Regions from separate parts of the Homo sapiens genome. Here region 2 is linked to region 1. Evidence: read pairs that join two places in POLR2A ChIA-PET (ENCODE). Cell type or tissue: OCI-LY7. All regions are shown on one strand. Each heading gives the region's core, and the rest is flanking DNA. Links, peaks and the distances in the headings are about the cores only. Region 1 overlaps ZNF608 (zinc finger protein 608). Region 2 overlaps LOC101927421 (a long non-coding RNA gene).

What was found. Peaks named below come from ENCODE experiments on the same cell type or tissue, not always from the same donor. Only the 100,000 strongest peaks of a DNase experiment are listed, where the experiment ranks them.
Region 2: POLR2A ChIA-PET joins it to region 1 with 7 read pairs; 2 of 35 experiments call an interaction of 5 or more read pairs at or near these places.

What each region holds. Positions count from the first base shown.
Region 1 is chr5:124,707,069-124,712,452 of GRCh38, reverse strand. All of the region lies in intron 2 of ZNF608 (zinc finger protein 608), which reads left to right. Among named protein-coding and RNA genes, the nearest start is that of ZNF608, 37 kb to the left of the region's middle. RefSeq lists an enhancer at 2,620-3,359. In OCI-LY7, for the core only: no CTCF peak of the experiment used is centred there; DNase peaks (open chromatin) are centred at 2,816 and 4,742; H3K4me3 peaks cover 2,754 bases; H3K27ac peaks cover 4,196 bases.
Region 2 is chr5:125,104,523-125,109,906 of GRCh38, reverse strand. The region is part of intron 2 of LOC101927421 (a long non-coding RNA gene); the gene reads right to left. Among named protein-coding and RNA genes, the nearest start is that of ZNF608, 360 kb to the right of the region's middle. In OCI-LY7, for the core only: no CTCF peak of the experiment used is centred there; no DNase peak of the experiment used is centred there.

The DNA of each region.
Region 1 (5,384 bases), core at 76-5,075:
CCTGAGCCAACTCAGCCACTCCACTGGCTTCATTACTTTCTTTCTGCCAGGGGTCACAGAGATGATCTAGAATGATCTAATTCTGTCCATTCGCCTGATAGACGTTGCCCAACAGGCGATCCTCTGCCCATCCTCCCCATCCCAGGCCATGACACTGTCACCAACTGAAACAGACCGCTGGGGCACATCTTGAGTTTGTCCTCTTCTGCCACCTTCCCGAGTCTGATCTCTCCTCCCTATCCCCCCACCCCACCACGGGTGCCAGGTCTTCTTGGAGTACTGCAATGGCTTCTTTTTTTATGTTTTGTGATGGAGTCTGGCTTTGTTGCCCGGGCTGGAGTGCAATGGTGCGATCTCAGCTCACTGCAACCTCTGCCTCCTGGGTTCAAGTGATTCTCCTGCCTCAGCCTCCCGAGTACCTGGGATTATAGGCACACACCTACACCCGGCTAATTGGTAATGGTTTCTTGTCTTCCTTCCTCCAGTCTTGCCCTGTCTCATCTGTTTTCCCATGGCTTCCAGTGTGCTTTTTACCACATTAACAATCGAATCCTTCCGTGCCCCTACTTTAAAATCCTCAGTGCCCACTTCCAACTTCATAATAACCCCCCAGATTCTTAGCCTGGCCTGGGCTCTTGTGAATTCTCTGATATTCCAGCCTCAGCTCTCCCTGTCCCTGCCCCACCCCCTTGGTGCTCCCACAATGCCCTGGGCTTAACTGACCACCTTCAGCTCTGACCACATTTGGCTCTGCGGCCACTGCTCATCTCCCCACCTTTGGCACATTGTGGCACCTGGCAAAAACTTGTTGGATGAAGGAATGACTTCCCCAACAGTGAGGCGGCTTAAACGGCAACCCATCTAAAGGGGAGGGCCTGGGGTTAATACATGATTCCTGTCACACAAACTAGGTCCTTATGCCACCTTGGACTCACTTGTGGATTTCAGGACCTCTGCATGAGGAGTTGAAATAATAGTCTTCAAGCATCTACCCTCTCCTCTCTGCTTTACTTTTACTCTAAAGTGGAATGCCTTAGCATCTTTTCATTAAAAAGTTAGTTTAAAAAATGGTAAAATAGTATATGGTCATGTCAAAATTTAAGCAGCATAGAAGGCTATAAAATGAAAAGTTATTCCTTCTTCCTCTGTATGTTTCTATATGTATAAAATTTCTGAAAGAACACACAAGAAACTGTTAGAAGAGAGGTTCTCTCTGGAGAGTGATCTGTTGACTTTTATTAATAAAATCTGCTGTGTTCTCAAGGTGGGGAAACCGAATTCTGGACCTGTGAGCAAGCAGCTTTTTTTTGTGTAGGCCTCTGTGAGAAGAAACTTTTAAAAGTGGTTTATGGTTTAGAACTTGGTAGGGGGCATGATAGACCTCATTGGGACAGGCTGTGGCCTCTTGTTTTTGCTCCTGACCCTGAGAAGTAACTTATCTCTTAAGACTAAGTTTCTTCAGTTTACACAATCAGATGAGAAAACCCACCCTTGCCTTTCTCTAGAGCTGTAGTAAAAATGAATGTTTCTTTAAAGAGTCCTTGACAATAGATATGTAGCTAAGTATTACATATGGATGGAAATACCATATACATGCATGTATAGAGATGGTGTATGGGGAAGCTTTGTCATGTTCTCTCTAACCATTCCATCTCTGTGATAAAGTATGGAGAGCTTTACCCAGTTGCTTAACTGTGATTCAGAATGAAATCACATTTTCAAAACTTTGCTTAATTTATTAAAATTGATCAGTGTTTTGGATCAACATTTGGGAGGTATGGAAAGAAGAGGCAGGAGACATACATAAGAAGCTTCTTGGACATATGTTGAATATATGTGAGCAATATTCAGATTTTGCAGGGAGGAAAGTGAGTGGTACCAAGATAGTGTCCTGTACAGGGAGTCAAAATTGTCTTCTTCTGTAGCCGACCCACGATGCTTTGGGTGCTTCTGTGGCCTTCCCTTTACATGGATCTCAGCTCACCGCATAGCTTTATACACCACATAGCTCCCATACAGTGTGACTCAGGCACTTCCTTGTCATTTAATTTGTTATGACCAGCATGTTTTGAGTTTGTAATTCAAATGTGTAAAATTTTAGTTGAAAATACTCCTTTTAGGTGGTTGCAAGTGAGATTCCCTAAAAGAAGGTAAGAAAAATGACTGATGTTAAGCTGAGAGAAATCGGAATACGGTGGTTTCCAAAATGGGCTTTTCTTTCCTTTCTTCCTGCCTTTCTTTCTTCTTAAAATCATGTCTGCATCCAGAAGCATAAGGATGAGAGACTTCTAACCTTTCCCTGATTTCAACCTAATTTCAAGGAGAAATAAGGGTCACACAAGGACAATGTATTTATCAATGACCAATATCAACTAAGATACATGCATTATTCATGTGTTTTGAAATTGATTTATTGGCTAATGTAGGCGCAACCATGTTTAGCAACATCCAGAATTTACCACTGAACTTTCTTTTTAAAAACTTTCACTTTTAAGGGATTGGGAACAAGATCTAATTGATAGAAATGGAATTTGCATGGAACTTTTCAGGAATTCAGCTTTGTACAAAGGGCCTTGTGCAAAGGATTAATCCAAGAACACAGGCTTTTTTAGTGCCTTTACGATGGTCTCCTTTCTTTGTGGCTTATTTTTGTGCTTTAAGTGTCTTTGGAAATGGGATGAGAGGAAATCAGAGAACTCTTATGAACAAGATATGAAAACACTGATCATTTACTGCCACTATTTAAAGCACACACAGCTCTCTGAGCAGTGAAAGATGTCAGCGGCACTTTTGAAACAGATTAAGTATCTGTGGCTCAGCAGTAGGACAGGTTTTCAAAGAACACAACTGAGGCTAAGTATGTGACAACTGATGTGGTGTGGTAGAAAAGAGTCCCTGTGTCTGCTCCGCCTCCACCAATATCGCTTAGCTATGGAACTCTACACAGTTCAAGGCCTTTGAGGGAGGAATTTAATTTGGCTTCATAACAAAAGAAATTTAAGACATTGAGTAGAGTAGTTTAATTATATTCCATCTTTACATACTCAGTACCTTCTGTTTTGCTTTGAAAACTGTCATGGCTAGAGAATGAAGTTAAAAATAGTCACTGCTGTTTAAAGCGTATTTTACACATGTAGCTGTGTACATTCTCTTGCTTTGTGACCTGCATATAGGGATCCTTCTGGCAGTCAGACACGAAGAGTCAGTGACCCCCTTTCCTCTCCACCCCAAAGCAGTACCATGCAGAACCCAGATTTTTTTTTTTTTTTTTTTTTTTTTTTTGAGACAGAGTCTCTCTCTGTTGCCCAGGCTGGAGGGCAATGGTGCAGTCTCGGCCCACTGCAATCTCCGCCTCCTGGGTTCAAGCAATTCTCCTGCCTCAGCCTCCCGAGTAGCTGGGATTACAGGAGCCGCTACCACGCCCAGCTAATTTTTGTATTTTTAGTAGAGACTGGGTTTTTCCATGTTGGTCAGGCTGGTCTTGAACTCCTGACCACAGGTGATCTACCCGCCTTGGCCTCCCAAAGTGCTGGGATTACAGGCGTGAGCCACTGCACCGGGCCTTGGATTTTTGGCATTCTGGAATTTTGGCATGGTGGGGGTTCTGGCTGGAGGTGGAAGCATCCGTCTTGGCCCCACTGGCCTTGGGGCCAGAGCCCTGGTCCATCCCCAGGCCAAGTCCTACCAGATCAGCTGCTAAGCCTGAACAGCACTTGAGGGCAGGGTTGGTCTTCATACCTGATAATGAGAAAGTGGAAATGGCAATATAATTCCCAGTCTGTGCATAACGGTAGTTTTAGAATTGGATGATTTAAAACAACAACAATAAAACAAAAGCTGAGCTTTGGTTTCAGTAAGGTTTTAAAGTGAGGTTTCTGAAGGGATTGTATTATTTGCTTGCAAGCCTGAGATTCACTATTCTGAACTATGGGTAATAAAGGGTGATTCAGGTATATTGCTTCCAACATACAGAAAAGGGCCAGAAATTACCCATGGAGAAAGATTTCTTTCCATCTCATCTTCTATTTTACATTTAGAAGGGTTTGCGTTTGATGTTAGACCAATGTGGGGTCAAATTCTGGCTCAGCCACCGACCCTGAGTGACCTTTTAAGTTACTTAACTTTTCCCACGTTTCCTTTTCCTCATCTGTAAAATACTTCCCTTAACAATTTTGTAAAGATCAAAAGAGAGAATGCACAGTATAATCCCTCCTACACTATATGTGGTAAGACAGTTATAATTCCTCTATGTTGTATGTGTTAAAAAGTAGCTGCTGATGTTACTATTTTTATGAGAAAGCCCATGGACTTTAAGATCAGAGAGCTTTGGTCTTGAATTTCAGCTCCTTAGATAAAGTGGCCCATCCTCTGAGATCTTCAGTTTCTGCTTCTATAAAACAGGAATGTTGTGAGAATTAAAGGAGGCGGAAAAAGTCTGGTACCTTAGACCCTTTGTGAGAATTTGCCCATGTTGTTTTCTCAGCAAGCTGCAAAGCGTAAATTGCTTTGATCATGGTTCTGAAAGGAAGAGTTGTCTCCATCACATTTACGAAAAGGCAGAATTAGAAGTGACCAAAATTCAGTTGTTACAGGTTTGTCCTTTAGGGATGGAAATTCAGCCTCAATGATTAGTTCTGGAGAAAAGATCAGTGCCTAATTTAAGGAAATGGTTTTTAAAGCTTCCCCTGCTTTGCTAAAGAAGCAGTGACGTCAGGCAGAAAAAGGGTGGTTAAAATGCAAAGTAAGAGACTGCAGCAGTGGTCGCCTCTAAAGAGCTGTGATTTCCCCTACGTAGTAGTGGAGTCTCTTTCTAATGCTTTTTAAATGAAGAGGTGACTATGGGCAATCTCATAAAACAGCCCAATACCAGGATATGGAGAAAACGTGAACATTAAGTAATCGTGCCCCAGCATTCTCATAGACTATAACAATATTGGCTCTGAGCAAAGTAAAACACCATTCCCCCTCTGGTTGTTGGTGATCCCGGGATTGAGGGGTTAATAGCAGGATCGGTGTGGATATTTTTGGCAATAGACGTGAGAAAGCTGTGGCAAGCTTCCCTGTCAGGGTTTAGACCTGATCCCAGGTAAAGGAGGGAATCTCTCTGCCTTCTGGAGGCTTGCTTCTCGGCAGTCCTGGGTTTCGCCTTCTCCTTCTACCTGGCAGCAGAGCCACCTGAATGTCTCTTTGTTGGGTCTGGGTGGAGCAGGAGTGCTCGAGGGAGCACTCTCCAGCCCTACCCTGGCCACCTATCCTCACTGGCTGTCGGTTTCCTGGTACTGAAAGCATCACTGACCAACACAGTGAAATGCCCCAGTGATGAAAAGCTGTCCCCACCAACACTCCAGCTTTGGATCCTTCCTTGCCCATCAGCACTCAGGAAG
Region 2 (5,384 bases), core at 187-5,186, 400 kb before region 1:
GCAGAGCAGCAAAAGTAAGAAAAACACATGCTCACTTCATATGGTAAAAATGGCTCTTCCTTCCTCTCCCAAAGGCACATACACTTGGCATATGCGCAAAGTGAATTTTATTTCCCCTGAACAGAGTGATCCTAAAAGGTGTCTACTTATCTATAGATCAAGTTGCATTAAAAATTATCGAATCTACATTTTCATGATTTAAGTTTGCATGTTTAAATTAAGAGTGTCTCTTATTTTTTTATTAATAACTTTAAAAATAAACCTGATCTGAAATTCTAAACAAAACAGTGTTGGCAAGGCAGTGTGGCAGTATATCTGAGGAAAGTTGCACTTGAAAATAATTGAAGTATTGTCTTCTGGAGCTGAAGGTCCTACCTATCTTTACAGTTCTGAGAGTTAATGAGCCATGAAGTGATCATTTAAGGGCTTGTGTCACAGCAGTGGCCATATGAGTTTGTCATTGTGAATGGCATTTCTTAGAAAATCATCTCAATTTGTACCTTTTACTTTTAGAAGAGGGGAAAAAAAACTTTATGCCTCATTCCTACCCATTACCTCCATGTAGGATAGAAGCAGTGTCTGATTAAACATATGGCACATAAACAGTAAATTAATTAAATGTGAACAAAGCCTTTCATGTACCATATTTAAATTTTGAAATGTAGCCCAGTTTTCCTTCTATTTAGAATACATAGAACAACACACAAAAAAGTCACATATTTAAGGACAGATGTGCTGATGCCATGTAAAGTGCTCTTGCTGTGTGACATGGCCTGGCCCCATCAATAGGCAGGCTATTCTAAGTACACTCCATCTTGGCACTCAATAGTGTTGAGTATTTTTGTCCTGACCAACCTATCATTTTAATAAAATTACAAGCATATCTTTGTTCTGATTTCTTCCAATTCTAGTGTCTGAAATGGTTTGATTTAAATCATTTTAGGGTTTTTAAAAGCCAAACCACAAACTAACTAGAGACAATTTACTTAAACTTGTATATTCTCTTGGAAGTTCCTGGGCAAATCAGGGAACAAATACAAGTTTGAAAAAAGAGATGATTGTAGAAACTGCCTGTAGAAAACATTTGAGATTTATTTAGCTAATTACAAGTATTTCTACAACAAATAGGATAATTTGACTAAGTACTCCAAAATGCCAATGGAATAATTGTCAAATGTCCCCCCATCGAGTTGGCCAAAAAGAAAAAAATTAAAAAGACTCAGAGAATCCTGACATATTTTTTTGTTTTTCTTGATAGAAATAATCAAAATTCTACAAAGATCCTAGTTATACTTTGCAAGGTAAAATGTCTGAGACAGATAAAATGTTACATATGAAAGACCATCCAGTAGATTGTTTTATTTTTTTGAAAGCCTTAAAAATTTAAAGCAGTTCACTATCTCTTTTATTCTAATTGCCCAATTACATACCTTTACTCAAGCATCACACTCCCTACAGTAAAATGGATTCCTCACAGTCCAGCCCCTGATTTCCACAAAATTAATTCAGATAAATACCTGTTAGGATATTTCTTTCAGTAATGTAATGAGGTCAAACACTAAAAATATAATGCTTTCAAAATGGAAGCTCTCAGACTAGATGTTCTTACCGCTCAATCTAAGTGTCATGTGTTATATAAACATGTAAAACTCACAATTGCCTTTGATTCCATTGTCTTCATCATTCCTCAGCTTCCATCTTCCAGAGATCATAAGAGAAAAAAGGCAAATAAAATTCAAAATATGTTGTGCCAAGAAATTTTTTCCATTAATTTTTAAACCCACGCATATGGCAAGGGAAATAAAATCCGTGTGTTTCCTGACTCATTTACACTTAATTCACCAAAATGTTCTTTTTAAAAAGAGAACTGACATCCTACAAGTCTTCTGAACCTATTTTCTTTGACATACTGTCCCATCTTGTCAACTCACAGCTCCCAAGGTTCAAGATTGGTTTACAGCTTTGAACCCATATGCTGAAAATAAGCTTGAACTTCACGAAACAAACATGCTTCGCTGTGACCCCTCTGAAAATAATTCCAGTTGAGCTTTGGGCATGACATTTTGTCACTTCTACTCTTCAATCTTGAGTTAGAGTGGGAGTAAATGAGGCAATGAAAGAAAAAAAAAGGAAGAGAAAAGAAACTAGAAGGAGGAGAAGGAGGAGGGGTAGGAAGAGAAAGAAAAGCAAAAGGAAATGATTAGTTAGCTTGGGATGGGATGAAGTAAAAAGAATAGTGGACCAGAAATAAGGAGACACCCTCTGGCTGCTCTTCCCAGCTCAGACACTAGCTAGGGTATATAGCTAGGTAAAAATGTTACCCATCCAGGCTGCGCCACAAACATTCATATTCATAAAAATGAGAAGGATCAGAATTTACAAACATGGTTGAGATGACTACTATGTTTCCTTCTGTCCCTGATAATTCTGTTACTTTCTGGGTTTATCCCTGGACATAAAGCAAATCAAAGTATTCAAGGAGTTTAGCAATCGTGAGGATTACCCCAAAGTGGACTTTCTTCTACCTCTAGTTAGGTCTCTGCCCTCTCCACTCCCCACAGGACCACAGAACATTTTCCTAACTCTTGTGTGCTCCAATTCCTCCAGCTTCATGTTCCTATTGATCCACTTCTATCTCATGTGCCTGGTGATTCATTTCTATTTCTTATTTCTATTGATCCATTTCTCTGAATCTTGAATCCTCTGCTTTGCTCTACAGTCCATTCTTGGACATGAATTGGTTCCTTTGGTCCTAGCATGGGATTTGGCCCCAGAATACCTTATGTAGTTTGCAGTTTCTGAACTCCTTCCTCTCTTCAGTAAGGAAACACCTGGTTCCTGGATCAAATGGCTGTAAAAGTCTGTGCTTATGTATCATGAGAATTGGCTCAGATTTAATTCATGCTTTAAGCTCTAAGCTAAGTGTAAAACTAGACAATCAAACATTAATCCATGATAGATTTTATTCAAATATTCTGGTCTAAAAACATATCCAATCCAGGGGAAAAGAAAAGTTACCTCCAGCCTACATATGTAAACATGTAGGAGCTTTTTAAGGGATATGTGTGTTTAGTATGTTTTACCTAAAAGGAAAGAAGGTCATAAGGTCACCAAAACTTCTGCAGAATATCATTTGCCCTTTTTCATGGAAATATTAGCCTACTGGTTTCTGCACAATAATTGATACAGATTGGTTGTTGTGGGGCTGTTTGTGCTGACCTTGACATTCTTTCCTTTAAGGCACATAGACTCAATATGATATGTATTTTAATCTCCTGAGTAATGTCTTCGCTTTCTAGAGACTCTATTTATGCTTGTGATGATTTTGATGTATTTTGGTCATTTCTCATGTTTATCACTTTAATGATTTTGTAACCATGTGTGTAAAAAGTAATTTGCCAAGTTTCAAACCCCTTGGAATTTCCTTAGTTTTTCATTTGGAACCAGGCTTAAGCTCTTCCAGGTTCTGTTTACTGCTAGCTAATGATGACTGCCTTATCCAAAAGGGGGAAAGACCTTTGAACATACATTAAAATGTGTGTATGATTTCTGAGACATCAAATAGCTGGAATAACAAGTCAACATTTTGATGAGTTAAGTGTAAATTAATTAAAGACATATGAACTAAATTCTCCTTGAAGCACAGATGATTTGAGAAACCAAAAAGTGCCTGGAAAAAAATATGGCTTTTATTTTTATGAACTCCCAAAGTTTGAAAAAGTAGCTGAAGATTAATTTCCATCTCTTATCAATCGTTGCTTTCGATTTTTAATAGATTATATCCTTTTATGTGTAGTTTTTAACCTGAATCATCTAAGCAACAAAAGTCCTACCTTTCTTTTCCTCTTTCTTGCTCAAGCATGGATGGGCATCAAGGGCAAGAAACTCATCTTCCAAAAGGTGAGAGTACTAATCTGATAAAGTAAATATCGAGACACTGTTCAGCCATGCTTTCCAGTGGATGAAACACTAGAAGTATAAATAAACCTATATGGTGCTCTTCTCTAGTCCTGTTTCCTTTATTCTGGCAAAGACACATTTTTGTACTATTACAGTGCTAAGTCTTGATGCTCTCTTGTAGACTTAGAAATGTCATAATAGGTGGCTCACGCCTGTAATCCCAACACTTTGAGAGGTTGAGATGGGAGCACTGCCTGAGCCCAGGCATTCAAGGTCAGCCTGGGCAACATAGCGAGACTCCATCTCTTACAAAAAAAAAAAAAATTATTAATTAGCTGAGCACGGTGGTGCATGCCTGTAATCCTAGCTCCTCAGGAGGCTACGGCAGGAGGATCCCTTGAGCCCAGGAATTCAAGGTTACAATGAGCTATGATCGCCACTGCACTGCAGCCTGGGTGACAAAATGAGATCCCATCTCTCAAAGAGATTAAAAAGAAAAAAAAAAAGAAAAGTCATAATGGCCTGTGTTAAGGCTGCTTTGACTCTGCTCTCTAGGCTTCCATTGGATCAGGCAAAAGGAAGGCTATGGGTGGTAAGGTGAACTCAGGAGATATTTTTCTTAGCCTTCTTTGAACATCTCTCTCTTCCAGGGATTTTATGGAAAGAAGTGATAAAGAAACCAATGTGCTGCACCCATTAACTCGTCATTGACATTAGGTATATCTCCTAATACGTGCAGCACACCAACATGGCACACGTATACATATGTAACAAACCTGCACGTTGCGCACATGTACCCTAGAACTTAAAGTATAATAATAAAAAATAAATAAATAATTAAAAAAAGAAACCAAAATAAGATTCTAGATCCCTAAACAAAAAAAGCAATGTATTAGTGAGCATTATATAGTACCCCATTATTATTACTTCTGACACTTAGAATATTATTACCAACATTCAAAGTTTCTCCTTTTAAAATTATTAAACTTTAAATGACAATAGAGAGAAAGGTATTTTCTATAAAACTTGGTTATCCCAATCATTTATTTTTCCATACTAAGTGTCCTTTGTTCACTTTTAAAAATAATAACAGTAATACATAATTGTTTATCATGGTACATAAATTATTGTAAAGGAAAATGTAATCACATCACCAAATCATATCACTAATAATAGTCATATCACTATTGATATAGGCAATTTTACTAGGCTAATACATTATTTGTGTGTGTGTGTGTGTGTGTGTGTGTATGAGTGTTTCTTGATGTTTGTCATGGGAAATAAAAAATAAGTTCATACTATACTACATGTTTTTTACTATTCTCAAAAGTCCATCCTAAAAATCTACCTAGTTCAATAGCTATAGCACAAACATATCTTTTCAAATGTCAGTTTAGTATTTTATATCATTGTTGACTGTGATATATTCAATCATTACATAATGAATGGACCCTCAGATCATTTCCAGTTTTTTGCTACACTGA